Regions from separate parts of the Mus musculus genome. Here region 1 is linked to region 2. Evidence: chromatin loops called from intact Hi-C (ENCODE). Cell type or tissue: left cerebral cortex. All regions are shown on one strand. Each heading gives the region's core, and the rest is flanking DNA. Links, peaks and the distances in the headings are about the cores only.

The links. Hi-C counts contacts between places; a loop is a spot of excess contacts. Peaks named below come from ENCODE experiments on the same cell type or tissue, not always from the same donor. Only the 100,000 strongest peaks of a DNase experiment are listed, where the experiment ranks them.
Region 1: it touches region 2 in a loop (4-fold over the local background); 7 of 42 quality-filtered maps call a loop at or near these places.

What each region holds. Positions count from the first base shown.
Region 1 is chr16:11,414,726-11,430,953 of GRCm38, forward strand. It overlaps Snx29 (sorting nexin 29), which reads left to right. Exons shown (of 21, transcript NM_028964.4): 10 at 4,098-4,173; 11 at 5,979-6,058. Among named protein-coding and RNA genes, the nearest start is that of Snx29, 100 kb to the left of the region's middle. In left cerebral cortex, for the core only: CTCF peaks have their summits at 8,731 (motif pointing right), 9,054 (motif pointing right) and 9,346 (motif pointing right); a DNase peak (open chromatin) is centred at 9,371.
Region 2 is chr16:13,097,243-13,112,457 of GRCm38, forward strand. Ercc4 (excision repair cross-complementing rodent repair deficiency, complementation group 4) reads left to right here and starts at 12,494. Exons shown (of 11, transcript NM_015769.2): 1 at 12,494-12,899; 2 at 14,489-14,669. The coding sequence starts at 12,693. In left cerebral cortex, for the core only: a CTCF peak has its summit at 12,078; DNase peaks (open chromatin) are centred at 11,135, 11,545, 12,115 and 12,600; H3K4me3 peaks cover 1,866 bases; H3K27ac peaks cover 1,698 bases.

The DNA of each region.
Region 1 (16,228 bases), core at 5,202-13,201, 1.7 Mb before region 2:
AGACTTTGAAGCCCTCTGGGAAGACATCTTTACTCTTGACAGTCTAGATTCTGTGGGAGCTGACAGGGACTGCATCTTGTGCCCAGCCAACTGTAGGGTCACATGACATTCACGTGAACTCATGGGTTCTTTGTTCAGCATTTATCTGTTCTGCTGTGTGCATGGTGCTAGGCCATGGGGATCTGAAGGGACATCCCACCTGAGGCCTTCCTCCATTTTCACAGTTTTTAAAAAATTTTTAATTAATTTTTTTTCTTGAGATTGGGTTTCATTGTGTAGATTTAGCTGGTAGATCCTACTATGTAGACCAGGCTAACTTCAGACTTACAGAGATCCACCTGCCTTTGCCTCCCGAATGCTAGGATTAAGGGGCATAGCCTTTTAAATTCTTTAAAATTTTGCGTGTCTATTTGTGGCTATGTGCATGTGAAGGCACATAGTGTAGGTGCCCATGGTGGCCAGAAGAGGGTATTGGATCCTGGAGTTAATAGGCAATTGATTGTGAGCCCCCGGATATGGGTGCTGTGAACTGAATGTAGGTTCTCTGGAAGAACAGCAAGGGCTCTTCACCACTCACCCAGCCATCTCTTTAGCTCCATATTCCAATCTTTTACAATGACATTTACTTGTTTATGTATTTTGAGTATGAGTATGTAGAGATGTGTCCCTGTGCATGTGTGGAGTCACTTCTTTCTTTCCAGCAGGTGGATTCTGGGGGTTCACATGGGTATCATCAGGCTTGGCAGCAAATGCCTTTATATACTGAGCCATCTTGTCAGCCTAGTAGTTTTTATTTTGAGACAATATTTCACTAAGGCCATTCATGTTGCCTTTCAACTAGTTGTCTTCCCTCCCCAGCCTCTCAAGTGACTGGGATTATGGTTTATGCTACCAGCCATGGCTTGGGGGTCTGTTTTTTTAATTACCCGTGTGAAGGAGAAATGTATAGAATGTGTCTTCCGAATGCTTCCATATCCTATCTATTACTTCTTGCCGGTGCTGTTGCAAAATGGCTTCTCAACAAGCCTGCACTGGCTCCTTTTGTCTGTGTTTTTGTCTGTTCTTCTTTTATCAGCCAGAGCAGATATGGAGAACAGTCAAATTACATCTTTCTCATGCTCTGGCTCTCCTTCTGCACCTCTCCCTTTGCTGTTGTTACATTAAGCAACCTCCAAGCAGTGGCAGCCTTACTCCTTCTCACTCACAACGTCCCTGCCCCGTATCCACCTGCTTCTGCTTCTCTAGCTCGCTTCCCCACCTTCTGTACCTGAGGTCATCCCTCAGGTTGTAGCTTAGATGTCACCTTTTTTTTTTTTTTTTTTTTGAGACATGGCCTTGCTATATATCCCTGGCTGGCCTGGAACTCATAATGTAGACCAGGCTGACCTTAACTTGTCGCACTCCTCCTGCCTCTGTCATCTGAGTTATGGAACTAGAACACATAGCTTTCTTGACTAATAACACTTTTTTAAAAAATGCCTTTTTATTTTTTTAACTGCTACCTTCTTGTACAAGTCAGGCTTCGTGTCCCGCACGGTATAACCCTGAAAAGCTGCCTTCATTGAACTGATGGAGATATTGTGTATAACTAGACAGTGCCTGTCCTTTCTAATCTGTAAGGTTCACAAGTACAAGACCATGCCTGTCTTCCAGTGTAACCGAGTTTGACACTGGTCAGTTCTGAGTCCATAGTTGGCACCATAAGTAAACTCCTATCGAGTGGATGAGCGGATGTTGCAGATGGTGGAGAGATGCTGCAGGGCAAGGATGCATAGTGTTGGGAGAGTGGTACCCACACAGGACACGGGGCAGACGGAGGCAGGAGAGCCAGGAGGTCAGAGGGGTAAACATGTACTTTAGTGAGCCTGCCTGCTGAAGTGAGGGGGCTCAGCTCAGTGCTGAGTAGATGCTTCCCTTACCAACTCCATGATCCTGGGAAGTCAGTTAAGCCCTTGGGGTCTGTGTCTTCATCTGTGAAGTGAAGATAATACAGACTTGGGGCAGAACCCAGTGGTAGAGCATTTCCCAGCTCCTGTGTTCTATCCCATCACCATACATATAATAAAAGATGCCAGTGGCTGTTCATGTTCTGTGTGCCGGTGCATCTGCCCCACCACAGTGCCGGCCGTGTGTGTGTATGTCTGCCAGTCACAGAGAGGGGCCAAGTCTGGAATGACCTTTATTCCAGTCATGCATGGTGTTGGACTCAGATGTGGCTGAGTTTTTCAGCACTGAGGATTACTGAACTGAGGGAGCCTCCTGAAGGATCCTTAGATGCTTCTAACCAGAAATGAGCACAGGAGCAGAGTGAGGGGCAATTTAGTGACATGGAGATTTTGGATATTGTGTTTGTCAGTTTCTGTTACTGTAACAAACAATACTGGGACAATCAACTTATAGGGAGAAAGGGGTTATTTTGCCTCATAAACTCAGAGATTTCATTCCATGTTTAGTTGCTACATTGTCTTGGGCTTGTGGTGAGGCAGAGCATCATGTTTGGAAATGCAAGATGGAGGATACTGCTTACCTCATGGTGGCCAGGAAATGCAGAGAGCTAGGAAGGGACCTGGGTCCCACTATCTGATTCTTCAAGGCCACGTCCTCCAGTGAACCAGGCTCTGCCTCTTAGAGTCCTGCTGTGGCACCATGAACTAGGGATTAAACATGGGCCTTTGCCAGGAAGTGTAAGCTTAACTGATTCGCCTGGCTCTGTGGTGGGTGGAGGGCAGGTGCCCCTGAGCTGAGAGTCCAGAAATAAAGCCCAGGGGTTCTGAAAATGCAGGTGGCTGCTGGGCCCAGGGAGGTCTCAGTAGAACTTCCTGACGAGGCAAGATGCAGGGCTGGGGTTTCAGCTGAATGAGGGAGTTTGAGAGTTGTCATTTTGAGAGGTAAAAGTATACATTAGACTTTGTAGGGTTACCTAGAGGCACAGGGGCCAAAGAGTCATTGGTGGTTCACATATGTAATCCCCGGCCTCAGGAGGTGGAGGCAAGGACTGTTACAAATTTGAGTCCAGCCCAAGCTACAGAGTGAAATCTTGTCTCAAAACCACAACAATATCAAATTTAATTATGTCATATAATTGTGAAAATGTTTTACATAGGCCAGACAAGTCTGATAGGCACGTGCTTGTGATTCCCGCAGTCAGAAGGAGGAGGCAGGAGAAGCTTGAGTTAGAGGCCAGCCGAATAGAGCAGAGCAAAGCACAGCAAAACGGGAAGCAAGGCACAGAGAGGCTGCCTGGCTGGACTGCAGGAGAGGAGCAGGGCCTTGCACGGTAGCCAGCAGCATCTGCACCCGTTAGCCTCACTACTAGGTAGTAAGGACAGGAGAGCTAGTCACCTGATTTCCCAGCTGATGCCTCACAGATGGAAACCAGGCTCATGGTGCCATTGGGTTACTGGAGCCAGCGGGAGTTGGCTGGGATGTGCAGCCAACGGTGAGAAGGGATTTGTCTTCTCCAGGCTCACATCCCTTAAGCCTAGCAGAGGCAGAAGCAGAGGCCCAGAGGGTTGCTCTGTCTCTGGCTCCTTTGCCTGACTCAAGAGTTTCATGAATGAGCAAGGGTTCCCCTGAGCGATACAGTCTTCCTGGACATTTAGCCCCAGGTCTACGGGTCTGCACTCTTTTCCTGGAAGAAGGCCTGAGCATCAGCTAATGCACCTGCAGCAATCAGGAACGTTCTTTGCCTATTCTAGAGATTCATGGCCTCACTTCCTTTCCCAAATGCTTAGTGACTTTTGGCTTAGTACAGTGTCAGACTTCGCCAATCGTGAGGTGCTGCTGCCCTCTAGTGTCCACTACAAGCAGGCGCAATTCATTTATCAAAAACCCCGATTCTGCTGTGGGCCCTAGATTATGGACTTTGGAAATAACTTCCCTTGCTTCAAGGTTTTGTTTTGTTTTATTTTAAATAAAAAAGGCACATGCAGCAACTAGAAACGAGTCTTAATGATGCCTGTTCAAAAGAAATGGGTAGTACATGAAGCCTGTATGTGGGTGGGAAGAGTTTAAAGGTAGCTAATAGGCCAGCTGAGCACATGGTAAGGAGAAATGGAGTTGAAAGTAAAGCCTCATTCTCTGTGTGACTTCTGCAGATGCCCCTGTGGGAAGTCTGGAGAATGGAACAGGAACAGAAAACCATATAATCCCAGAGCCTGGCCTTCGGTACAGGTCAGTATCAGGACACCAAGCCCATCAGTGGATTGGGCCATGCTGTTTACCTCTCTGCCTTGTATTTTCATTTGGAGACAGGTGGTACCTGTTGGAGTTGAAGACTGAGGCCCAATCTCACGTTTGTGCTCAGATCGAAGAAATAGAAAAAAAAAATCCAGAAAACTAAGTTGCCAGTGTACCTGTTGCTCGCAGGGAACATTGCCCTGGTCTCCCAAATATCACCTCATCTCTGTTGCTCTTATTTCCTCCTCTCTCTTCACAATTTTAATTTGGTGTCTTGAAGTTAGCCATCTGTGTACTTGACTTAGCTTCAAGGTAAGGGGGTCCTTGCTGCCCCACACCTTGCTTGGTGTTTTGTCACCCAGAACAGATAGGATTCTGAAAATGATACACCATGAAGGGGCTGATACCACTGAGCCCTGCCTCATAAAGGATGGTGTCCCTGCACCCTTCCGGAATTCTGATTCCTTTCTTCTTGTGTTTTTGAGCCTTTTCCAAATGCAACAGTGATCAAGGAATGCAAGCCCTGGCCTTGGGGTCTCCTGCTGCGTATGGACAAGCCAGTGCTATTATTCACATTAGAAATTGATTGTAGATATGCATGCAGTCCAGTTACCTGCCCGCATTATGCTCTCTGAGCCTCTCTGAGCACCAGCCTGCTTACAGGGGGATGCTGGAACCTGTTGTTATGGCATTTCTATATTCACTGATAATGCATAACCTGCCTCTCTGTGTGTCCTCATTTAAAGGCATCTTGTTTAGAATCTACAAGAGATGTAGCTCAGCTGTAGGAGAATGCTTGCATAGCATGCATAGAGCTCTGGGTTTGATCCCCAGCACCATATAAAACTTGGGAAGCGAAGACAGAAGGATCAGAAGTTCAAAATCATCTTTGGTCACTGTACTGGCTAGTTTTGTGTCGACTTGACACAGCTGGATTATCACAGAGAAAGGAGCTTCAGTTGAGAAAATGCCTCCATGAGATCCAACTGTAAGGCATTTTCTCAATTAGTGATCAAGGGGGAAAGGCCCCTTGTGGGTGGGACCATCTCTGGGCTGGTAGTCTTGGCTCTATAAGAGAGCAGGCTGAGCAAGCCAGGGGAAGCAAGCCAGTAAAGAACATCCCTCCATGGCCTCTGCATCAGCTCCTGCTTCCTGACCTGCTTGAGTTCCAGCCCTGACTTCCTTGGCTATGAACAGTGGTTTGGAGGTGTAAGCTGAATAAACCCTTTCCTCCCCAACTTGCTTCTTGGTCATGATATTTTGTCCAGGAATAGAAACCCTGACTAAGACAGTCACATAGAAAATTCCAGCCCAGGATCCATGAGAGACCATCAGAAACAAACACTGTTGACTTGTTGACATTGGACAGTGATATTTCATGCTTGTCTGAATGAAGCTTACATAATATGTGGGGCCCTTGTACTGGGAACATGGACCTGGAGACTATTCTAACTAGGGAAAGTGACAATACAAACCATAAGAATGTGACAAAGTAGACTACTGAAAGGACGTGTGTTCACGCGTGTGTACACGAGTTGGAAGAGGAAGGCAGTGGTTTCCTGTCTGACCCAGCTGCACACATGCCCACTGAGTGACTAACTCTTCCCTCGTGAGTGAGCGGCTTCCAGAGGGTGTTTGGATTGGTTTTGGAGTTACCAGTAAATTTCAGACATCTGCTGAGCAGCTTCATTGTTTTTCCAGTAGATTCCTGGGGAAACGTTTTGCCTGAGAGTGTTGTGAACACTGAAGTTGCATTTTGGGATGAGTGTAACTTCCTTCTGTCTACTTCCTCCCAGTAGGGAAGCCAGTTCTCCAGGCCAAGGAAGTCCTCTGAGCAGCTTGCTACCTTCTGCCTCAGTGCCTGAGTCCATGACAGTCCGTAAGTACTCTCAGAGGCTGGCATGTGTGCCAGCAGGGCACCTGTGCTTATCCTGTGCAGGTGTGGGCTTTGAAGTGAGCATGAAGTTAGTGAGTGTTTGCTTTCTGTGCACCTGATCGTGGTATCGCTGTAAGCTTCCAGACTATGGCCGGATTGTGGTGCATGGGGGTGAATCTGCTAAAGGATGCAAGGAACCTTCTGTGCCTTGCGGTTTCTAAGCTACCTTCTGTGTGCAGCCAGAGTAAGGCTGTCTTCTGACTTTCCTTGTGACTCTGGACAAATCAGTTTTGCTGATGACATATTCTAATGACAGGTGGTGCAAATCATTTCCAGCTTCAGAGGGAAGTATTAGGGACACGGCAATGAAGAGTGTGTGTGTGATGGCCCGCACCCACACCCACACCCACACCAGCAATTGTTTAACAAGATAGATGTTCAATGACTAGGTCAGTTGGGATTGGGGCCGGTGCCCTGACTGGGGTTGGCAGAGTGGGCTAGCATGAGACTCCATGGTCATCAGAGGCCAGGGCTCTTCCTTTTCCTGACTAGCTGTTGTCTTTGCTTTCTGAGCTCTGGCCATTTCGTTCCTACCCCTAATGGCAGGAAGGAGAGGGGCAGAGGGCAGGCTTTCTGTTTCCATATCACATTCAGAGATCAACACTTGGATAGTGTAAAAATTATGCCTTTTTTCCTCATCAGCCTTTGGGTAAAAATTAACATTTCCTTCAAACACCAAAGTACAACAAACCTTGAGCCCATAGTGGTGATGTCAGATGGAGAGTAACTTTATCCAGAGAAGTTCCAGGCCCCTTTAACATCACCCCAGGATGCCATTTCTGCTTGGAAATGCATTAGTTATCTGAGGTGACATAGAAACTTCCACACGGATCTCCTAGATCTCCAAGCCTGGACCTTTCTGTTTACGTGAACACTCTCCAGAGCCATGTTCCCTATGAGCTGAGGTTTCCCACAGTCCTCTGGCTGCAGAGCAGGAACTGCTAGTGTGAGTTCTGTTGCTGTGCAGGGCTGAACAGATACTTAGGTCTATGTGAGGACGACTTGTCTGTCACCTTCTCCTAGTGGCCAGGCATGGTTCCCAGAGCCCTTCTCAGCCTCTCTCCAGTGTGGGGTATGGAGCAGGTGAATTGGTTCTCTGGGGGCTGCCATGGATCTTGCCTCTGAGCCTCCCAAGCCATTTCCATCCCTGACAAAGCCACCAGCTTGGTCAGTTCCTTTCCCATGAGGACATTCTTGTGATACCTCTGAGCTGTGCCTGCAGCAGGGACTCAGCCCGTTTTATTTTCATTCATCTCTTTTTTTTAGAAATTAATCCTAGTTGTTTCTGGTCATCTTTGGCTTGAGACCTATCAGGAATTCCCAGCCAACCTTCTGAAGGAAAGGCCCACATTGGTGGGCCATTTGACTCTGGGTGTCTGGTAGTTATATGGGCTGTGCAGAACAGTTGTTTGTGAATGGGTGGGTGGGTTAGCCTTTGTTTTCAGGGGTGATTTCATGTGGGAAGGCTTTTCTTGTCCACTCTGCTCCTGCAAGATAAGGACCATGCCTCTTTCAGAAATGTGGGTGCCTCCACCCACCCCTGCTTTATCTGTGAGAGGGATAGGAAGGGCTGTCTGTGTAGCCCTACAGGATTAGTCTGATGTAACAGAGGATTGACACTGGGAAGCCTTGGCAAATGCTTCTTTTCCTGTGTGCTTGTGAGCATTGTCTCTGGCCTGGCTGACCCTTAACAGCTCCACTTCTTGGTTGTTCCAGCCGGGATTCCCTGCAACTTTCCTGATCCTCGTGTTCTCATTGTCAGCGGGATGGAGCCACCTGTTGAGTCTGTGTGCCTGTGGTGACTTGTTTGCTCTTGGTAGTTGCTGTGATGTCAAAGAAAGATGTCTTCATCCCCTGCTACAGTCTTGTGTGCTCAGTGGGTAGCAGTCGTTGATATAAGAGACCTTGATAGGGCAGTGTGGATAAGCAGCCTTGGCCTTGGCCTACAGCTTATATAAATAATGTTCCCAGTGCTGAGACTGGCGCATGCAAGGAAACACCCAACAACTGAGCTGCAGTCCCAGCCAAGTCTCCAGCTCTTCACACCTTGGTTCACATAAGTGAATGTGGTCACCAGCCTGGAAGGCAGCAGAACTCTGATGGTCTGGGCTGAGTTTGCAGGGTTTTGAAATGTCACCTTTCTTTGTAAAAGGCAAGTGCCACAGTCATATCTTCTTGTTGAGTGGCCAGCAGTGCTGACCTCAGCACAGACAGATAATGACGGCCACTCAGTATGCCCTGTGAATCCTGTGAATGCCAGTGAGTTTAGAGTAGTCACTGTATGCATGAACACACACACATATACACACACTGCACACTGAACTCATATGTGTGCACACACACAGAAAGTAAGGTCTAACAGGGGATGCTCAGTATGTGGAAAGCACTCTGAATGTTGGTACCTCACTAGCAGGCACTTAGGGTTGTGACTGGCTGTCTGCCTGTGGGAAAAGCCACCCAGACTGGATGCTTTCCCACTACTTAGTAGACATTTCTTTATGTTTATGTCAGCTTTACTTCATTCACCTCCTGTTTAACAGCCGAGTGTCTGTACATTTGAATTAATGTTTTTGTTGGAATATGTGATGTGAGCTGTGTTTAAGAAAGCACCTCTTTCCCTATTGATGGCTGGAAGTGGCACTGCAGCACCCTCACCACCAGGGGCCACTCTTTCCCTGTTGATGGCTGTAAGTGGCACTGCAGCACCCTCACCACCAGGGGCCACTCTTTCCCTGTTGATGGCTGTAAGTGGCACTGCAGCACCCTCACCACCAGGGGCCACTCTTTCCCTGTTGATGGCTGGAAGTGGCACTGCAGCACCCTCACCACCAGGGGCCACTCTTTCCCTGTTGATGGCTGTAAGTGGCACTGCAGCACCCTCACCACCAGGGGCCACTCTTTCCCTGTTGATGGCTGTAAGTGGCACTGCAGCACCCTCACCACCAGGGGCCACTCTTTCCCTGTTGATGGCTGTAAGTGGCACTGCAGCACCCTCACCACCAGGGGCCACTCTTTCCCTGTTGATGGCTGGAAGTGGCACTGCAGCACCCTCACCACCAGGGGCCACTCTTTCCCTGTTGATGGCTGTAAGTGGCACTGCAGCACCCTCACCACCAGGGGCCACTCTTTCCCTGTTGATGGCTGGAAGTGGCACTGCAGCACCCTCACCACCAGGGGCCACTCTTTCCCTGTTGATGGCTGGAAGTGGCACTGCAGCACCCTCACCACCAGGGGCCACTCTGGTGAAGCTCACTAGCTTCAAACCAAGGTTTGTGTTGGTGTTGGGCTAGCAATGGTGCTTGCTCCTCTGGTGGGTTTGTGAAGGTTAAACGCATATATACAAGAAACATACTCAGAAGAGTTGTACCTTACAATTTGAAAAGACAGATTGGAAAAATGTATCTCAGAGTTACACGTGTTAAGTGTTCAGTAACTTGTAGGTGAGACTGTTAGCACCCTTAAAGGATTCATTTACTGATTCCAAACACAGTGTCTAGGCCTCCAAATGGGTGGACATGGTTTTTGTTTTATGATGGCATCCCTACAATTACAAGCCTCTGAAGCCCCCTTTCCTGGATGTGTACCCTTAATCCTCTCTAGACGCTTAATCTTCTCAGTTGGGGTGATTTCAACCCCAAGGGGATATGTGGCCGTGCCAGGAGACCCTGGATCTCCCTGCCTGGCATGAGAATGCCTTCGGCAAAGCCTGACTGTGGTTATACCAGGGACAACAGGCTCTTTGTGCCCAGTAAGTATCCTTGTGGTGGACAGGGGTGCTGAATAGCTGCTGGAAAGCTTAAGAAAAGAACGGACCTATTGGAAATGATGAGACTCTAGGGACTGCTCATGACTCCTGTGGGTGTTTGCTGTCTCTTCAGCTCTGTCACCCTCGCTGTGAAGTGTGAAAGGCTGAGCACCTGCAGACCAGCCCAGAGCGGGTGGTCTGAGCACGAGGCTTCCTGACGCCATCTGTCTTTCTTGAGGCTGCAAATGTAGTGGGAATCCACCCGGTGGACACTCATTGCTGTGCCCCCCACCTTTGTAACTGCTGCCTCTCTCCACTCTTGAATTAGTTTCTGTATTTGGGAGTTGAGAACTGTAATGAGCCTTTTCCCCTGTTGTTGGTGGACAGTCCTTTAGCACCAGGTTGTGCCTCTGTCCTTGCTGTCTGTCCTCCCCTCCCCGTGCAAAGACCTTGGGGTTTTGCGTCTCAGTTGTGGGTGTCGAGTGCTGGTGCCTTATTTCAACAGTCAGGTGGGGTGGCAGAGGTGATGTGCACATAGCTTCCTGTAAGGCTGTCCCCACAGTGATGGCTTTGGAGGGGAGGAGGGGAGTCTGGTCTACTTTAGAAGGGCACATACTGCTAGCTAGAAACTGTTTCTCCCTTGCTATCATTGCTTAGCCACTGATACTTACATGGCTTTTGAGTCCTGACCACTGCCTTCCTTTTCTTTCCTGGGGTTCAGAGAAAGCGGGGAGACAAGCAACTCGAGTTGCTCATTTCTTTGTCACTTCTGATGTCAGGCCATGGAGGAGAGGGCAAGAGCAATGCCCCTCGCTGCTCACTTCGATGCTCACTGCCTCACTAAGCCTCAGTCTGTTTTTCTCTTGATATCATGTGACGGGAGTCTCAGTCGAGGTGAGGCAGGCTGGCTCATTGCCTAGCAACACTATTCCAAACACTGGACGTTTGAGAAATGAAACTAAGAAGCACTATGGCACTTGGAAGCCAATGGGAGGGCTCAGCATCTAGCCCAGGGCTTGGCTGAGGGTTCAATGATGAGATCTTTTTAGGATGAACAGTGACCATTAAACAGGTCACAGTCCAAGTCCTGTGTGACTTAGTCACACAGACTGTGCCTGGATACCGCAACAGAGATTGCTAACACTGGAGACTCGCTTTTCCTTCTGAATCTTGTTTCCTGGATGACAGCGACTGTCAGAAATTGGAAGCTTCCAGATATGATATAGGCACACCTCAGTTCTTCATAATTTGTTCATCCACTCCCCAAAAGTTTACTAAATGTCTGTCACATAGTGGGCACTGTTCTAGGTATGGGAGGAAGGGTGAGGCTTATAAACTCTGTGCCTCAATTTTCCCATCACTGAAATGCACAGGATGAGGTTCCTATAGCTGCTGTGAGGACTAAGAGTCACTCAGTGCTCAGCAGCACCCTCAGCTCTTGCAGTGTGGATCCTGACCACAGAGAGGTCAAAGACTGGAAGTGAGATGTGGCCGAATGGCAACTGGACAAGGAAGGGGTCAGAAGGAGTGACACAGGAGGGAAGGGGGTTATATGGGAGTGACACAGGATAGAAGGAGTCATATGGGAGTGACATGGCTGTTTTGTCACCCGTGGGCACTAACCGCCTTCTTGTCGCTTTCAGTCATCACACCTCTCTCAGGAGTGCATCCTGAGCAGGAAATCCTAGCAGAAGCCCTGAGGTTGTGCACTGTCACCCCAGCCCAGTGCCTGAAAGCGTGAACACCTTTGATCGGGTGCTGCAGCTGATACTGACACTAACACAGACATTCCTCACCCTCGATGCCAGGAGTGGGAGGGAGGAGGGGACAGACCTGTGTGGTGGAGTCCGTAGGGTGGCCTGAGTTGGAGGGATGGAAAGCTTTGTGCATGGGTGTGGTAGGGCTAAAGAAGCCTTTGGAGAGATGGGGATACTTGCCAAGAAGAGTGGGGTAGAGAAGCAGCTTGAGAGAGGCCATTCCCAGCGGCAGTACCGTGGACACTGAGGGTGTCTACCCCTTGTCACTGTTGGGAAGCATTGAGGAAATGCTGTCAGACAGCAGCAGGCAGGGGATTTTCCCTGGAGTAGCAGCAGCATAGCCAGAGCACGGAGCCCAGTCTCACCCGACACCCTGCCGTGGCCTTCCATAGTTATGGAGAAAAAAGATGAACTGTACTTAAAACACCGATCTATACCTTTCTGGTTTCCTGGCTGTGGCAATATAAATCTAAGTATCGAGTTTCAGATCCAGCAGGAAAAAGAATCAGAACCATTTCCCCGGAGTCATGGCTGCTACTGGGTCCCAGCCAGCAATGGACTTTGTTTGAAGAGAGTATCCTGTGACACTGGTCCTTAGCATAGGAAATTGTTCTCTAGGAAAACCAAGCTTGGGGTCACTCTGGCTAGACTTTGGCCCAGGTAGTTTAAAGTATTTTCCTTTCTCCTTATCATCCGAGTGGCCTTGCACTGTGGCTGTATCCACAACCTCTGAAGGTGAACTGATGGCAGGTCCCCAGTCTCACATACTGGACTGAAACATTCTCCATTGTGGAATACTTGATGTGATGAGCCCTCTGAGTTTGGGAAACATTTTGTTAGATTTTCTCACACACATCTGCTTGAGATCTTGAATACAGTGTGCCTCTTACTCTGAGTACCCGTCTCTTTCAGGACAGATGCAAGGGACACGTAGCAGTGAGGCATAGAGATTGCAGAGCATGGTGGAGACCTGCCCTGCCCTGCCCTGCCCTGCCCTGCCCTGCCCTGCCCTGCCCTTCCCCGCCCCACCTCGCCTCCCTGTGTCTGCTGGTCTGTGTCAGCCTGCATAACTCTTAACCTAACTCTGCTTGCATGGTACTAAAGCGTGTGTGTGCTTTCCTGTATGTATGTTTATGTGTGTGCACATGTGTGTTAGGCTAGAGGACACTCTCAGCTCTTGTTCCTCAATCATCCTTGTTTAATTTTTTTTGTGTTATTATAATTTAATTATGCCACTTTTTCCTTCCCATTCCTCCCTCCTATTCTTGGCTAAACTTTCAGTTCATGGCCTCTTCCTTCATTCATAATTGTTGTTACATGTGTCTACACACACACACACACACACACACACACACACACACACACCCCTGAATAAATAAGTCCAGCTATTTAGTCTGTACTGTTACTTGCATGTGAGTGTTCAGGGCTGGCCATTCGGATGGATAAACAAGTGGTGTGCTCCTCCCCGAGGAAGATTCTCCCACTCTCAGCATTCCTGCCATTGCCTGTAGTTCTTGGGTTAGGGTTGGGGCCTCCTGGGCATTCTCTCACCCACGTTACCATGTCTACCTAATTTTCTGAGACACGGCCTCTCATTGGCTTGTCAGGTAGCTAGACTGGCCATGAAGCGGACCTCAGGATTCCAGGGTTTCTTCCTGCACCGACACTGTTGCCTTTGCTTTGGGGAAGGGCCAACAGCAGCTCATCCTCAGGTCCTCACTGACAGATGAACATCCAGGATAAAGTAGACTTTTGTCTCCTAGAAGCAGGGGTGACTCACAGAGGAAGATGTGCTGAGTTAATAAGGGGATGGAGATGGTGGTGCCCATGGCTCTGAGGAAAATTCCCAGAAGCCCCTGAGCTCAGCGGTATGGCCTGTCAGTGATGAGCCATATTACTTGAAGTGGAGTAATTACCCCAGAGAAAGAAGTTTGCAAATTTCTCCTGGTGTTGGAGTTTAGTCGGTGATTGAATGGAGAACTTGGGAGCCAGCCTTATTGCACAGAGAGCTCAGCAGTGGGTGTCCTGTCAGCCCCGAGTAGGTGTCGACGAAGACTAATTGCTCATCCCCCTGCCATCCGTCTTCACTAGTGTTCAGCCCCTCTGGGGACAGAGCAGACACCTCCATCAAAGCAGCTGGAAGGAGGACGGAGGTTCAGAAGTGCCTGTTGTTGTTGTCTTCACTGGGGACTGAGGTGCTTGGCTGGCGTACCTTTGTTTTGCTTATCCCTGGCCAATATTGTTGCTTCAGCTGTCTTGGCAAAGACACTGAGTAGCACTGGCAAAGTTAAGGTGGGATTTGTGTTTGGGACCTAGTCCCTGCCATTCAGCTACTCTGACTCTTTGCCCTCCCTTCCTCGATGCTGCATCACTTAGCCATCTTCACCCTCAGACGTTTAGTGACACCTCCCCTAAAAGCCCTGATGAAAGAGGAGACAGAGAGGGATTGAGATTGTGAGCACTCTTCTTTATCCTTGGGGCCAGGCTGCTGGACTCCACGCCCTCCTCATTGGAAGTGGCCAAGGGAAGCAAGCCAGGAAGCCATGCTCCCCCAGGCTTCCATTCAGTTTCTTTCTCTAGATTCCTCCTTGAGCTCTTGCTTTGGCTAATCTGATGGAGGCAACTCCTGCTGTTACAGACACCACACTCATTTTCAGCAGAAAGCAAGAGCCAGCGGGAAGTATTGGCACTTTTTCTCTATTGGGAAATGGACTCCTCTTTCTGTCTACTTCACAGGCTTCTCTTTGTGCCTCACTGACCAGAACTCAGTCCCCTCGTCCTTCTAGCTGAAGGTAAACTGGAGAACAGGTATTAGCCTTCTATTCTGTAGGGTAGCAGGCTGCAAAGGAGAACAGAGCCCCAGCGTTACAGTGTCGTGGGACAGCTTCCCCTGGGATGTGCAGCACTGGCAACCCGCTGCTTGGGATGCTGTCAGGTGGCTTTAGACAGGAAACCCTGGTGAGTGAGAGGCCTTCCTCAGACGCAAGGAAACAGGACGAGTATCTTGGGGGTTCATGTGGGGTCTGGGAAACTGCTTCTTAGAAGCCATTGGGTGGATGGTCATTTGTTAAGGCGTGGAAGGACTGTCACCTTACGACAGTAAGAAAGCAGTAGGTATTAAGTTAATGAACACTAAATGCCATGAGTTGTTCAATTTCTAATTACGTTCTTGCACCAACATGGCTGCCTCTGAATAACCTTCAGCTCTTAGCTCAAGAGTGCAGTTATGTGCCCAGCACAGACAGAGGGGTGCAGGTGGGCATGGAACTCTTTCCTGCTGCATGAGGGGAGTCCTGCGTGTTCCACACAGTTGGCAGTCATCAGAGTGTTGGTGGAAGTGCTGGGTACACATAGCTCCAGGCAGCAGGACAAGCTGGATGGAGAGAGCTCCAAGTGGGTTCCACTGTTGCTCACAGCTATGCTCCAAGCCGTTAGAACCCTGCTTCTGTGACTGTGTTCTCCAGCTTTCCTATCGATGTGACACAGTACCTGACAGCAACAGTTTAAGGGACAGCTTACTTTGACTCATGGGCTAAGTTTACCATGGAAGAAGAGGTGTGGTGGCTGGGAGGCTTTGTCCAAGGCAGTGGGAACTTGTGCATGTCTTGTTCACATTCTGGTGATCAGGAAGCAGAGAGCTGGGGTGGAAGCCACAAAGTTACCAGCTTCAAGGCCCGCCCACAGTGATTCATCTCTGCTAGGAAGACCGTAGTCATAAAGGTTTCACCTCCCCAAGCAGAGCCACCACTTGGGTTCCAAGTGTTCAGACACATCAGCCTGTGAGGGACCTTTTACCTCCAAACCACAACAGGGAGCCCTGCTTGTCTCCACTGTGAATCCACGGAGCTGCCTCTCCTCCCTTCATGCTGCCTAGGATTGGGAACTGGAGGAGTAGTGACCTTAGCTTGACATCCTGGATCCTACAGAGCTCCTTTTCTCCTGTCCCATCAGGTCACCTCCATAACTTTGGAGGCACACAGTAGGCTTCTCATTCTCTTTTCCTCATCAACTCATTTCTTTAACTTTTAAGGCACACAGTAGGCTCCTCATTTTAATTTCCCACCAAACCACCTCCTTAACTTTGGATGCACACAGAAGGTACCACAGTCTTCCTGTTCCAGAACCCAGGGCTTGGCAAAGGCAAGCTGTGGCCTGATGGCTGCATGGCGTGTGCTGTTTCTGGGGCTCGAACCCATCCATATTGAAGGTGGAGCTTGTGTGCTACTGAAGAGTTTTGTGGGTTTCTGCAGAAGTTCCACAGAGTGGAATTCATCTGGGCCCTCCCAATAGCTGGGTGCTTCTAATTAATTGCAGATTATGTGTGAATCTGTTTGAGACTTGCCAGTGTATCTGATACCACAGCCTGAGGGTGGGTGGAAGCTGTGCAACGTGGCATCCTAATTATCCGTGAGGATTTCACATGCAGTTAGTCTTCCCTACCGTGGGTTAACTCCACCATCCCACCATGCATGAAGCTCAAAACAACAGATGCTGACACTGCAGCCCTGGGGCATGGCAGACTGGCAGATGTGGTCGAGTCAGAGCCATGTGTTCTCTGGCTGAACTCGGCCAGTTGTCCAGGTGAAGGTAGGAGAAGATGGAGGATACGTG
Region 2 (15,215 bases), core at 7,216-15,215:
ATGACTGATATTAGCTGAAAATATACAGGAAGCCTAACACAGCTTCCAAAACTTAGCCAACTTATAGAAACCGATGATCACTTGGACAGTCCCTTACTTCAACACGTTGGAGCATCGGTCTTCAGCCTACTGGCCAGGGTCATCTGACAGACTTAGAGAAACAGGAATATTAAGGACTAGCCTACTATGTCTCAGCAGAATCAAGCTGTCCTAACCTGTAATTGTGTCCTTTCTTTGGACAGTCTTATGTCTGTAGATGAAATGATGCGATTCTTGCCTAGTGGCTGTTTTGCCACAACTGGAGTAACTCAAAGATGCTCAGTTTCTTCTTTGAATCCAAAACAGGGAAAGCTGTCATTAGCAGACTAGTCTCAACAAGTGAATAAATAACATTAAATGTCACATTCTGTGGACTTCTGAAATTTTTGAAAACCAACTATCTATGTGAAGTAATCTGGACTGTTCTCTGTTACCTACTCTCAGCTATTTTTAATTAAAATAACCGAAAACACCCTAACAATAAACTCAGAGCCATGAATTTCCTATTGGCCCTTAACTCACAGACTTAAACATCTCAGATCTGTTTATAATAACAGCAATAGAAGGACTGGGTCTAAGCCCTGCACTTCAAAATTTTTAGTATCAATAGAGAATTTTATACCAATGAAAACCTTTGATTTTGCATCAAATTATGTACCATTTAAGAAATTATGACTTCAGCTTAGTAACAATTAAAGAGATTTCTACCAAATGAGATTGTGGTATGCAATCAATTCTAGATATTCCTCCCTGGGAAGAGAGTCTCAAAGCAGGATTAGCTATACAGGGCTGGCCTGTGGATTTCTATGGGAGATTGATTTTAATTAAGTCCATTAATGTGGAAAAAACCAAACTCACTGTGGGTGATACATTCCCTAGGCAGAGTTCTGTGAGTCAAGAAATGAAGCTAAGTATAACAAGCAAGCAAACAAATAAGCACGCGTGCATTACTACTCTCGGCTCCTGCTCTGCGATGGAACTGACTTCCTGACTTAGCTTCCCCATAGTGGTGGGCTGCAGCCGGAAATTGGGAGCTATAGCAAACTCTTCTTCCCGAAGTTGCTTTTTGATAGGATGTTTTATCATAGCAACAGAAACAAAACTGAAACATTTGGTCAGCATCTTCTCTTTGAGAACTCCAGGAATGATTATCCCTGAATCCTCAGCATTGAGCCTAGGGTCTAGATTTAATGAGCTGTTGCTGTAACACCTCTCTGTATCCGAAAGCTGCGCATCCAGGCATCCAACCAATCAGAGGCAGGATATATTGGAAATAGTTGCAACTATGCTGGACATGAATAAACTTTCTCTTGTCAAAATATTCCCCCAAACAATAAGTCACAGCAAATGTTTACATAGCATGTGCATTGTACTAGACGTCACAAGTCTCCAGTGATAGCTAGCTCAAAACTGTGCAGCAAGACTCGGTGGGCTCTATGTGAAGACTACACCATTTCCAGTTAACATTTCTGCACCATGGCAGGAATAAAACCCAGGGCTTTGCACGTGCTTGGCAAGCACATGATCTGTTCCCACTGTGCCACTTTCTACAACATATTTGAGCACGTGCATATTAAGGCAGTGTCCGGGGAGAGGGGCTGGAGCCAATCCTTCATGGATACCAAAGGATGACTGCATATAGTGTGAAGGACTACATGCTGAGAGAGATGTCAGTGGCCTGACTCTGGCAATTGCAATGAGACTGAGGTGTGCAAGAGAAAAAAATGATGTTTAATCTCATTGCCAGCCTTATGTCAAAGGCCACTGAGGACCTGCCTATGTCCTCACAAGCAAAATAGAAAGGAGGTGAATTTGTTCATCACAAGGAAGAAAGGCAAGGCAAGGCTGAAGAAGAGGAAGGGGAAAGGAGAAGTAGAGGGGCTGGAGAGGAACGGGGAAAAGGGAGGGGAAAGGGAAAGGGGGGAGAGAAAGAAAGAGTGAGGGATGGGAAAGGGAGGGGGAAAGAAGAGAAGGAGGAGGGGGAAGCAGCTAAGAAATAAAGGCTTGGTGAATTGTGACAGTTACATGACAGGAAAACCATCACTTAAGTTGAAAACTTTTATGGGAGTGACCTGTAGATCCAACAGGTCAAAGTGTGCAAAGCGGTCAGGGGCCGACCTGAAATACCAGCTGGCGTCCACCGTGTGCTCATTCTACACCGTGTGCATACTCATTCTACACTTCCTAGGGTAACCTTTTTTTTTTTTTTTTTTTTTTTTTGGTCCTGATGAAGTGTTTACACAGTAGCCAGGGAGTTCTTCTTTCATTTTTATTATAAAGGCTGTGTAAGTACAAGGAAGGAAAGTCAGACGGGAATAAACAGAAAAATGTCAAGTTCAGACGTGATGCTGACCGCCTGCCTTTATTTCCAAAGATTTCATTTCTTTCCAGCACTTTCCATGCAGTCCTGTGAAAATACTATTGATATTTTTAGGCAACTGGGACCATGCTATCCATTTTCACTTTACAATGTATTCTTTCTTGTTATTCGACGCGTTCTCACGACCGGCCAGGAAGAACACAACACCCAGAATCTTCTACGGCAAAGCTTTATTGCTTACATCTTATGGGGCCAGAGTGTAAGAAGCAAGAGAGAGAGAAAACGAAACCCCTTTCCTCTTTAAAGAGAACAACAATTGCCTCGGACGCATCACTCCCTGATTGGCTGCAGCCCATGGCCGAGCTGACGTTCACGGGAAAAACAGAGTACAAGTAGTCGTAAATACCCTTGGCTCATGCGCAGATTATTTGTTTACCAACTTAGAACACAGGATGTCAGCGCCATCTTGTGACGGCGAATGTGGGGGCGGCTTCCCACAGTTCCCCCTTTTCTATTAATAAGAGCAAATAGGCCACCCATATTAACGAGAGTGGAGATAGAGGTCAAATCCCCAGTGTGTAGGTAAAGGAACCATGTACAGGATTAGCTCTTAGGCTCACAGGCTTTTACCCAGAGCAACCCTGACCTGCTCCCGTGTCGTTTTGCCTGGGGGAAGGGAACTAGGACACTGAACCTTCATGAAAGATGACATGTCTCCCTAGAATAGGCTCATATGTGCCGCAGAGCCCTTCTACTGCAGTGCTTAGCCTTGCAACTCTCTCGGGCTGCTGAAGCACACTCACTCTATCTCGTGCAATGAGTCTAGCCTCGTGAGATATAAGAGCTGAGTGGCCAGCGACCTATTGCCTAAGCATAGATATATCAGGGGAAGCTCCATGTTCTAGTCCTGCAAGCGCCTGGGCAATAACCACCTTGTCTCTCCTAGTTTGGGCCTTAAGCTTACAGACCAATCAAAGAAGCAACACTAATCCACAGCAAAGTGTATCTCCAAATAATATTAATCCCACCCAATTTTTTAAAGAAAGAAAATGCTGAGGAGATCCAATTGGGTAATCCTTTGGTCAGCGACAGGTCCAAGCGCGTGGAGTTGACCTGAAGTCTCAATTCCCGAAGGATCTGTTCAAATTCAGCCATCCAATTCTGTAACATATACTGAAAAAGACTTTTTGACAAATTAGCTGCCCTAGTAAATTTAACATACTGAATGGAAATAACACACAATCCCGGAAACTTTTGTTCACATCCCTGCTGAGTTATTTGTCATAATACATCTAGTTGTTTCTGGACAAGATCTATGAGTTGATTAACCAGCATGAGACCTCTCTGTATCTTGACATTAGCTGAGGCCTGTTCATCTATGACTGTAGTCACTGAGGCTGACAAAGTGTTAATGGTGTCAGTCATCTGGACCTGTCCAGACAGAGCCAAGGCTGTCTGAATTAAGGCCAAACCCAGTTCCCAGTTAGTGGTAAAAAAGCAGGAGAATACTTGAGCATTATACATCACCGTCATTGGGAGTGGAAATGTCGACATTATCCCCCAACGCTGCTCTCTCTTTATTATTGACGCCCTGGACATCACCAAGACGAGGGACATTAGTATTCCCTTGGTCAGTCTGGATTTTTCGGGTGAGTCTTTCTGGTACCCAAAATGGGTTGTCTTCATTCTGTGGGAAAACACAGATAGCTCCCCTGGATCTTATCAAGATAGGATCCGGGCCATACCATTTATTATCAAGAACATTTTTCCATTTAACCATCTCATTGGGCCTATCTGGCTCTGAACAATGACGTTCAGCCGCAGTATGGCCATGAGCATCAATATTTAAAAAATTGAGTGTAAAGAGTGCCAAAGACACCGACACTCTTGGTGCTCGGGGTACAGTCTCCTCAAAAGTTCCCCTCTTCTGTTTTATAAGATAGGCTTTGAGGGTGCGATGCGCACGCTCAACAATACCCTGTCCTTGAGGGTTGTATGGAAGTCCAGTCAGGTGGGTTACGTCCATCTGACGGCAGAACTGTTGAAATTTTTGAGACGTATAAGCTGGTCCATTATCAGTCTTAAGGAGTCTGGGTTTCCCCCAAGCACTCCATGCCTCAAGACAATGTTGAATCACATGTGAGGCTTTTTCTCCAGTTAACGGAGAAGCAAACATGATGCCAGAACATGTGTCAATGGACACATGGAGATATTGAAGTTTTCCAAAGGAAGAAACATGTGTAACATCCATTTGCCAGACCTGTAGAGGTCGAATACCGCGTGGGTTAATTCCCACATGAGGAACTGGCAAGAACTCACAGCAGCTTTGACATTGAGTAACAATGTCACGGGCTTCTTTTCTTGTCAAGGAGAAACGACTGCGTAATGTTTCAGCCGTCACATGAAAATTGTTATGAAAATTTCTTGCAGCCTCTACCGGGGATGATAGGGCAGCAGCCACCACTTTAGTGGCCTTATCTGCCAAATCATTTCCCAGAGCCATGGGGCCAGGTAGGCCTGAGTGGGCTCTAACATGAGTAATATAAACAGGAGATCTTCTAGATAACAAAACTAATTGTATCTGCTGAAAAATATTGGCAACTCTACTGGAAGGCTTAATCACTCCAGCCGCTTCTAAAAGATTTACTGCATTTACCACATAACAGGAATCTGACACAATATTAAGGGGTTCTAAAAAGGTTTTTAAAACTTCTAAGACCACTAAACATTCTACCACTTGAGGTGAATTTTCATTATACTGTTTGGATACCACTTTACCATTAGCCACATAGGCACCTATGCCAGTTTTTGATCCATCAGTATATACCACAATCCCATTTTTAAGTGGGTTTCTTACTGTTATTTGTGGAAACACAACAGATTGATTTTGGGCAAACTGTAAGATTGGATGTTTTGGATAATGGTTATCTATTTTTCCTGAAAAGGAGGTAACTAAAACTGCCCAATCATTAGATGTGGCTGCCAAGGTTTGAACCTGTGCAGCGGTATAAGGTACAATTAAAAGATATGGACTTTGCCCAAAGTGGGTGATTGCTGCTTTTAGGCCTTTAAGGGCAAGCTGTGCAATTGCATCAGGATACCAATCTATTATTTTAGCTGGGGATACGTTTGGATGGATCCACAACAATGGCCCATTCTGCCACAAAACTGCAGTTGGTAATTGTGCTGTCTTAAAGACACACAAACTGAAAGGCTGCGAATCCTCAATACGTTGTAATTGTGCATTCTGTAAGGCTTTTTCCACCTTTTGTAAGGCCTGGTTAGCAGCTAGAGTAAGAGTCCTAGGGGAGGAGATATGAGGATCTCCTTCTAAAATACTAAACAAAGGCCTTAACTCAGCGGAAGGAATCTTTAAAAAAGGTCTGAGCCAATTAATATCTCCCAACAGCTTTTGAAAATCATTTAAGGTATGGAGGTGATCTCTTCTTATCTCTACCTTTTGGGGCACAATCTTATCTGGGGACACCACAGAGCCCAAGAATTGTCCTGTATCAGAAATTTGGACCTTTTCTGTGGCTATCTGTAAACCCCACTGACTTAAAGTTTTAAGTAGAAAAGGATATGCCTTTTGTAGCATGGTAAGGTCTTTATGGCACAGGAGGATGTCATCCATGTAAAGGAGCAAAATTAAAGAGGGGAATTGTTCCCTCACTGGCAAAAGAGCTTCTTGTACATAAAGTTGACACATAGTAGGACTATTGGACATTCCCTGTGGTAAGACCTTCCATTGATACCTCTTATCAGGTTCCATGTGATTAATAGAGGGGATGGTAAAGGCAAATCTGGGCCTATCCCTTGGACACAAAGGTATAGAAAAGAAACAATCTTTAATATCTATAATGATTAAATTCCAGCCACGTGGTAAGGCGGAAAGTACAGGGAGACCCCTCTGTACTGGGCCAAATAAGTTCATATGCTCATTAATGGCTCTGAGGTCATGGAGCAGTCTCCACTTTCCTGACTTTTTCTTAATTACAAAAATTGGAGTATTCCAAGGTGAGGTAGAGGGTTCAATATGGCCTAGTTTTAATTGTTCCTCTACCAGTTGAATCACAGCTTCTAGTTTTTCAGAGGATAGGTGCCATTGAGGAACCCACACTGGGTCCCCTGTTTTCCATGGTATGGGTCGTGCTGCCCCAATGGCCGCTAAGGAAAAACCCAGACCCTGTCTGTCTTGGTTTCCATTAGGTAAGATAGGCTCTATCCTTCCCTGTTCTTGATGTCCTAACCCTTTTCCTTCTTTATAACCCATCTTTGCCATGATATTTTTTGCTTTAGCTGAATACCCTCCTGATGGGGCGTTTTCATTGGACAAAATAAGGCCCAAATGCTGCATAATATCCCTTCCCCAGAGGTTAACCGGGAGTGGGAGCACATAAGGTATGAATTTCCCTTGCTGCCCTTCAGAGGATTCCCACGTCAAGGCAACGGAGCTTATAGTGGGACATGATTGATATCCTAGGCCCTGTAATGAATGAGATGACTCTGTGGTGGGCCATGCTTTGGGCCACCAATGTGTAGAAATTATACTTTTATCTGCTCCGGTATCAAGGATGCCTTCAAACTCTTTTCCATTAATCTTAAGGCGGAGCTTAGGTCTATCATTTAAAGATACAACCAAATAGGCAGAATCATTTCCTGAGGAGCCCATTTTCTTTATCTCAGGTCCTGCAGATTTCTCCCTGGTATTATCAGGGAGGAGCAGCAGCTGAGCTATCCTATCTCCTTTACTAATAGAAAAAACGCCTTTAGGGCTTGAGCACAGGACCTGTATTTCAGGGGAATGTTGACAATCCATAACTCCAGGGTGGACTACTAAGCCCTGCAAGGTGAGTGAACCTCGGCCGAGAATAAGGCCCATGGTTCCCGGGGGCAAGGATGGTATAGGCTCCACCGGCACCGGCTGAATACTCATTTGAGGCATTAATAGGAAGTCGGAGGCGGCACGCAGGTCCACCCTTGTGGGTCTTCCTGGGTCGTCTCTCTGACTGCTTCCTGGGTCCTGACAAACCGGTTCCCATATCTTTGAGGGCCCTGGGACCGAGGGCCCGATGACCCGTTTTTTGGCACATCAGTTGATTGACTATCAGGTGGGGGAAGAATTCTGCCCTTTATATCCCTCACAGAGCGACACTGGTCAGCTCTATGATAACCCTTGCCACACTTAGAGCAAAGAGTGAGAGTCCCTCCCTGTTTATCTGGAGCTCTGCAATCTTTCTTAAAATGCCCAGGCTTTCCGCAATTAAAACATGTCCTCTGATCATTTCTGCCCATGGAGCGGTTCTGAGATTGAAGGATGGCAGCCGCTAAACCTGCATTGCTGAGAGGTCCCCCAAGCTCTCGACAGACCCTGAGCCAGTCTTGTAAGCCTTTGTTCTTTCTTGGGGCTATGGCCGCTCGGCACTCCTTTGTGGCTTGCTCGTAGATTAGCTGTTCTATGAGAGGCGCAGCTTGCTCTGACTCTCCAAAAATACGCTCTGCTGCCTCTGTCATTCTGGCCACAAAATCTGAGAAAGATTCCTGAGGTCCCTGGATTATCTTTGTTAACTGACCAGTGGTTTCACCTGCTCGAGAGAGCGCCTTCCAGGCCCTAATAGCCGTGGAAGAAATCTGGGCATAAGCTCCCCAATGGTAGTTTGTCTGATCAGCAGAATAAGCTCCCTGACCCGTTAACAAGTCAAAAGTCCAATCTCTCTGCTCTGGAGTCAAAGCAGCTGCGTTTGCTCGGGCCTGCGCCTGTGCAGCTTCGTGCCAAAGCGCTTTCCATTCCATATATTTGCCCATACTAGGGAGAGCGGCTTTTACAACCGTCTGCCAATCAGCAGGCGTTAGTGCCATGCCAGCGAGCCTGTCTAACTGCGCCAAGGTAAAATTAGCATTGGTTCCGTATTTACGAACCGACTCGGCAATTTCCTTAATCTGTACGTATTCTACCGGAGCGTGGACACGCCCACCCTCGGCTCCTTCAAAGACTGGAAATGCCTGTTGTATTTTCTTTTGTTCCTCTCGGGGAATGAATGAGTCTGCGCACTGCCTCTCTGCGCACTGCCTCTCTGCGCACTGCCTCTCTGCGCATCTCTCTGCGCACTGCCTCTCTGCGCATCTCTCTGCGCACTGCCTCTCTGCGCATCTCTCTGCGCATTGCCTCTCTGCGCATTGCTGACGCACTACGCAGGGCGGGGGCTCCGCATAGGGCGGACCTTGAAACCGACTGCCGGGAGGTTGAACAGTACGCTGACTTTCGCCAGCCGCTTTTGGCTTTTTTCTTGACCAATTAGCTGGCTGGTAATGGGCTGCTTCTTCCTCCCAGTCTGTTTCCTCAGAGGAGGATTCTTCACTTGCTTCAGAGCTACTAAGAGCTGGCTTCCTGAGCTCATCTAGTGACGAGTATCTCCTAGAGACCTCCGCTAATCGATCTTTCTTCTTTTCCCTTTTTCCTCTTTTTCTTCTAATCTCTCTCCAGGTATTCCTACCTAACCTTAACTTTTCCTCGGGTTCAAGACCCTTGGAAAGGCCTGTATACTTATTTTGTGTACCATACTTCCTCTTTGTTCCTACTCTTTCTTCCCGCTTTACTTCTGATAGCTTGTCCTGAATTTCCTCTAGAATTTTCAGCCCTATCTTAATCACTTGATAACATGTGAAAAAGAACAAAAGGGCTCCTAACACCAGAAAAAATTCAAGGCCAAACATACTCACTGGTACTCTCGTTCCCCAGCTGAAAAGTTCTGAATTCATACAGTTGAATCCTTCTTAACAGTCTGCTTTACGGGAACCTTTATCACCGTCGTTCCCCAGCTGATGAGTTCTGAATTCGGCAGTTGAATCCTTCTCAACAGTCTGTGTTACGGGAACCTTTATAAACGTGATCCGCAGTTCTGGTTCCGGAATGAGGGATCTTCCCTGCGCCAGTCCGGAGTTTTTTCTCGTCTCGGGTTTTCGGCACCAATTGTTATTCGACGCGTTCTCACGACCGGCCAGGAAGAACACAACACCCAGAATCTTCTACGGCAAAGCTTTATTGCTTACATCTTATGGGGCCAGAGTGTAAGAAGCAAGAGAGAGAGAAAACGAAACCCCTTTCCTCTTTAAAGAGAACAACAATTGCCTCGGACGCATCACTCCCTGATTGGCTGCAGCCCATGGCCGAGCTGACGTTCACGGGAAAAACAGAGTACAAGTAGTCGTAAATACCCTTGGCTCATGCGCAGATTATTTGTTTACCAACTTAGAACACAGGATGTCAGCGCCATCTTGTGACGGCGAATGTGGGGGCGGCTTCCCACACTTTCTTCAGTATATATTAGATATCGGTCCCTTTCCACATTCATATTCAGACTTTAATAGCTCTCTGATAGTCTGCTTACTAGGGGTGCATGAAAATTTTTCAAGTACTCTCGTGATTGGACAATTAGGAATGTTCAAGAAATAACCAGAGTTCACATAATTAGAGGATCAACAGACTTCTTCATACACTAGCTCTTTAGAAGAACACAGGGCAAGGATTTGCCTGCTTTGCTCCCTGATAAGACCTAGCACTACTACAGAACCTGACACATTGTATGCTCAATTAACATTCATTGGAAGAGGGAATACTCCATGTGAATTTACACGTCTCTATGGCTACTGTGTGCACATGCGTGCATTTACCCATATGTTCATGTATATGTACTGTGTACCCATACATGTGGAGACCAGAGGTCCACTTTGAGTGTCAGTTCTCAGGCACTGTCCACATTGGTTGTTTTTTTCCAATTACATGCATTTATTTACAAAAGGTGTGAGCCATAGCACACTGTGGAAGTCAGAGAACAGCTTTCGGGAGTTGATTCTCTCCTTCCAGCATGTTAATTCCTGAGATCAAACTCAGGTCAGCAGGCTTAGATGCCAAACATCTCTACCAGCTAAGCCATCATGACAGCTACCTTGTGTTCGAGATATGCTCTCTCACTGGCCCGGTCAGCAAGCCCCAGGGAGTGTCACTGTCTCCCAGGAACAAAGCTGCAGTCTCCAGTGCAATCTCTCGCCTGGATTCTAGGGACCACACACAGGTACCCAGGCTTTCACAGTAAGCGCTTCCTCCGCTGAGCTACACCCCTGTCACTCTGTATACGCCTGAATTTTCAATAAACCTTGACCTTCTAAAATAACCTCTCCCTCGAACGGTCCTATCTGCAGTTTTATTCATTTGCTTGCTTGTTTGTTTGTTTGGATAAGCGGAGAACTTCATCTTCAAAGTTCAGTGTGGTCAAAATAAGAAAAGCGTGTACATCCCTTTCCCATTATTGCTGCAACAAAGCACCATAAACACAGAGGTTTAAAATAACAAAAATGCAACGTCCCCCAACAGTGGGTTGTTGGGGGTGGCTGGGATACGTCTTGGCTTCCCAAGGGAGAACGCAGGAGTTCCTCAGCTCCTCAACGCTCTGTTCCTGGCACTTTCTACCTCATTCTGACCTTAGTTTCTCCTTCACAGTCCCCTTTGAAGCTAAGTCCCCTGCCTCTCCTTTGCCCCTAAGCACATCTTTATGATTATATTGGGCATACCTGGATAAGTCAATATCATTTCTCCATCTCAAGAGTTTAGCTCAATGACATCTGTGAAGTCTCCTTTGCCATGAAAAATAATAGGTTCTGGGAATTCAATCTTTGGGTTGCATTATTCTGCCTGCCACAACCTGGGAGGAATCACCCACACACCCACACACCCACCTCTGAATGTGTGCTGAGTAACTACTTACTGTACCCTGAACCAACGCTAAGAAACATACCATCCAGCTCTGTGGCCTTGCCTGATTATATAACCGGCTTGTTGAACTGCAGGCATTATCTCCTGGCTCCCAGACATGCTGCGCGGAAAGCGTCTGCAGGCATCTCTGTCCACTTCAGGAAGATGCAGAAATTATTAGATGCTCTTTTAACTGTGACTAGACAGAAGGAAAACGCTGGAAGAAGCAGAGGAGAGAGAGAAAACAAATCCACTTGCAGCGGCTGATGTGAAGGGAGATTGGTAAACGGGAAGGCAATGTAATGAAGGTCGAGCAAACTCAAATAAATGTGTCCTTTTTCTCCCACTAATCGTCCATTCGAGAAACGTACCTTGAGGGTTTGAGTGAACTTCTGTATGAACTAAGCTAGTGAAATGCTATGTTGCGTGCTGGTGGGAGGAGTGGGAGCCAACTAAACGTTCTCCAGTAACTAGACAAGTATATGCCTCCACATTACAGAAAACCCAGCCACATAAAGGACAGAGATTTAGGGAAAATTTGTGACGGAACTCAGGATCTACCACTAAGTTACATCCTAACACCCTTTATATTTGTGCTGGAGGTCTCCATCTCTAGCTCAGGCTGGCCTTGAATTTACTTCAACAAGTGAGATAGCCTGTCCCACCTGGAGAAACCAAAAATCTGGTTTCGAATCTTGGTTGTTTATTATTTCATATAATTAAGCAGGCAAGCAGCCGCACAAACTGAGCAGCGGCAGAGGGTAGGGGGCACGCAAAAGTATGTTGTTAACCATGGTTATTCCTGAGTAATGGAACAATCCTATTTTGCCTTCATTTGTATTTCGTATGGGCTGAAAATAAAGGGGAATGGAGAATTCTGAGAGAGAATGCCTCCTAGATTGCTTACCTGGAGGTTTTTTTAGGTAGTTACAAACACGACCCAAGATGTCCCTCTAGTGGAAGGAACGCGGCTGCAACTGGCACCTGATGGAGGCTTTGTAAAATAACTTACTGAGTTCAAGACCTTTGCAAACAAGAGACTGAAACTCATAAGGTATTGTGCTTATTAAAAATTTTCAAGGCGGGGAGGGGGAGGAATACTTGCAAAAGTAGAGACAAAACCCTCACACTAGGAAAACGATGTCGATTCTGGATGCACTTGGAATACTGACAGCAACATTCTGAACTGTCGGTATTGGAGGATTACGCGGATTAGACTTCTCTGTTTGCATTTTGTTAGTTTATGCCTAGGTCTAGAGAGCCAAAGGATGGGGAACCTAAACACACGCGCGCGCACGCGCGCTAACGCTTTCTGCGCCTCTCGGCTGAGTTCGGGTAGACCTGCCCTGGGCTCGGGCACATTCCGGCCACACTTGTCCCCGCCTCGATTCCTTTTCGGCTACAATCGGTTGGCTCTCTTGAACTCGGCTCCCTTCGGCTACATCCGGCCTCTCTCAGTCGGCCATTGCAGTTACATCTGTTCTGCGCTCCTTCGGCCCTGGCGTCTCTCCCTGCGTTCGGCCAGCGTTCGGCTGGACTCGGCTCTTTCCGTCAGCGTGCGGCCGCGGTCCCGGAAGGGCGCCCATGGAGCCAGGCCTGTCGGGCGAACGGCGGAGTATGGCGCCGCTGTTGGAGTACGAGAGGCAGCAGGTGCTGGAACTGCTCGACAGCGACGGGCTGGTGGTGTGTGCCCGCGGACTCGGCACCGACCGGCTCCTCTACCATTTCCTGCGGCTTCACTGCCACCCGGCCTGCCTGGTGCTGGTGCTCAACACGCAGCCGGCCGAGGAGGTGCGACTGCGGGATGGGTAGACCCAAGGGTTTGGGGGACATCCGATGCGAGATCGGCGCGGTAGGAACGCGGAGCTGTACGGTTGCAGGGACTCCGAGCCCATGCAGATCTTAAACAGGGCACGAAAGGGAATGAATTAAGATCCCAGGGGGGAGATGCGGGGCACCTACACAGTTCCAAGTCGCTGCGAAGGAGGGAAGGGAACCCCAGGGAAATTGAAGTGGCTGCCACGACAAGGGAGGGCATTGAGTGAGGGTCCTGGAAGGAGATCCTGGACTCTGACACTGCGGGATGACTGCCAAGTATAGAATGCATCCCAAGAAAGTCTTGGGTTCCTCTATTGACATGGGAGAGCATTGAATACAGGGCCCAGACACAGTTTGAGGACACTGAGAATACGGGTCCCACACACTCCTTAACACTGAAAAGGAGAGGGGCGAGTAGGCTACACATTGAGGTAGAGTAGTGGATTGAATTGCACTGCAAAGGAGAGACGGTATCAGAATCTGGGTAGGAATAGTGTTTGAGTTTGAAGTTGGATATAAGGGTGTTTGGAGGACAGAGTGTGGTCCCTAAAAGGACAATGACGAGGATGATAGGGTCTCTGAGAGTTATTACTTTCTAGTAGAAAAGGAGACCTTGAGACTTAACAAAAGAAGAGGGATTAGGGAAATGGGGGTGGGGGTGCAGAAGTTAAAGCTAAGGGAGCGATCAATCTGGGTTACAGAGAACAGGTGATCCTGAGGACAGTGGAATGAGACATGCCTTGCTGCGGATGTTGAGAGATGTGGACATAGCCTAGCATGATGAATCTGATGATCCCCTAGGTGTAGTGGCCAGGAAGAAAATGTCAGCTGAGAAGAGTCACTAACAACTCCTTTAAAGGCTGAGGCCCTGTTGGATTCCCCAGGAATCTACAGTGCTTGGCATGGTACTTTGTGCAATGTAAGATGCCCAGAAAAGTGGCATTAGACTGAGAGACTAATGGGCCATTGGACCTATGGACATTCTGGCATCTCTCTAGGAAGTATCAATACTGATCTAACAGTCTAAAGTGTTGTCTGCAGAGAGGAATCCCTTGTCTCAAAACCCGACTTTGGCTGGAAGTAGTTTCTAGGTAGTAGAAAACTTTTTTTAAAGATTTTTTTTAATAATTTATTTATTTATTATATGTAAGTACATTGTAGCTGTCTTCAGACATTCCAGAAGAGGGAGTCAGATCTCATTATGGATGGTTGTGAGCCACCATGTGGTTGCTGGGATTTGAACTCAGGATCTTCGGAAGAGTAGAAAACTTTTAACCCAAAGTTTTAAAAGGTTCTGTGGCTTGGTGTTGAAATGGAAATAATGACTGGAGCACAATTATTTCTTAATATAAACTCCAAAGCACAACTTAACCTTACAAAACAAAACCTTAATTAAAGTGACCTGATTGACTGATGGGTATAAAAGAATAACTTAGTTTGCATGTTTGCTGTGATGTTCATAAGCTCTGAGAATGGAGACATCATTTTAAATCCCTATAGCCTATTTTAAAACTTCCCTGCCCTGTACTAAGCAGCTTACTAATGAGTTTAATTTGATTTAGGAATATTTTATCAATCAGTTGAAGATAGAAGGAGTTGAACATCTCCCTCGACGAGTGACAAATGAAATCGCAAGTAACAGTCGCTATGAAGTCTACACGCAGGGTGGTATTATATTTGCAACAAGCCGAATACTCGTGGTTGATTTCTTGACAGGTAGAATACCTTCAGATTTAATAACTGGTAAGAATTTGAAATCTTTCTTATCTACAATGTGAACATTTTTATTTTTGTCTGTCTCCTCTGCTAAACGTTCTGCTTTTGTTACTCAGTATTGTAGCTAAGCTGTTGACACACTACCTGACAAGTCGAGAGGTTCAGCAAATGTTGATGACATGAATAAGTATGGCTACATGTCACTTAACACTGAGAATCTATGATTTAGCTATTGTATGAAGGCCTTAGCGCTTACCGACAAAATCCCGCATGGGTGGCCTGGAGAGGTGGATCGGAGATTAAGAAGGTGCACTGCTCTTGCAGAATTCTAAAGCTTAGTTCCCAGCACCCATGTAAGGTAGCTCACAACTGCCCATAATTCCAACTCCAGGGCATCCGATTCCCTCTTTGGCCCTCTGAGAGCACTGGACTCCACCTGCACAACACCCCCCACCCCATCACACATGCACAAACATATATGCATAATTTTTAAGGTAAAAATAAATGTAAAAAATCCTAAATGTTACAGCTCAATTAGACATTGACCTCTTGATATAACCAAGAAACATAGTA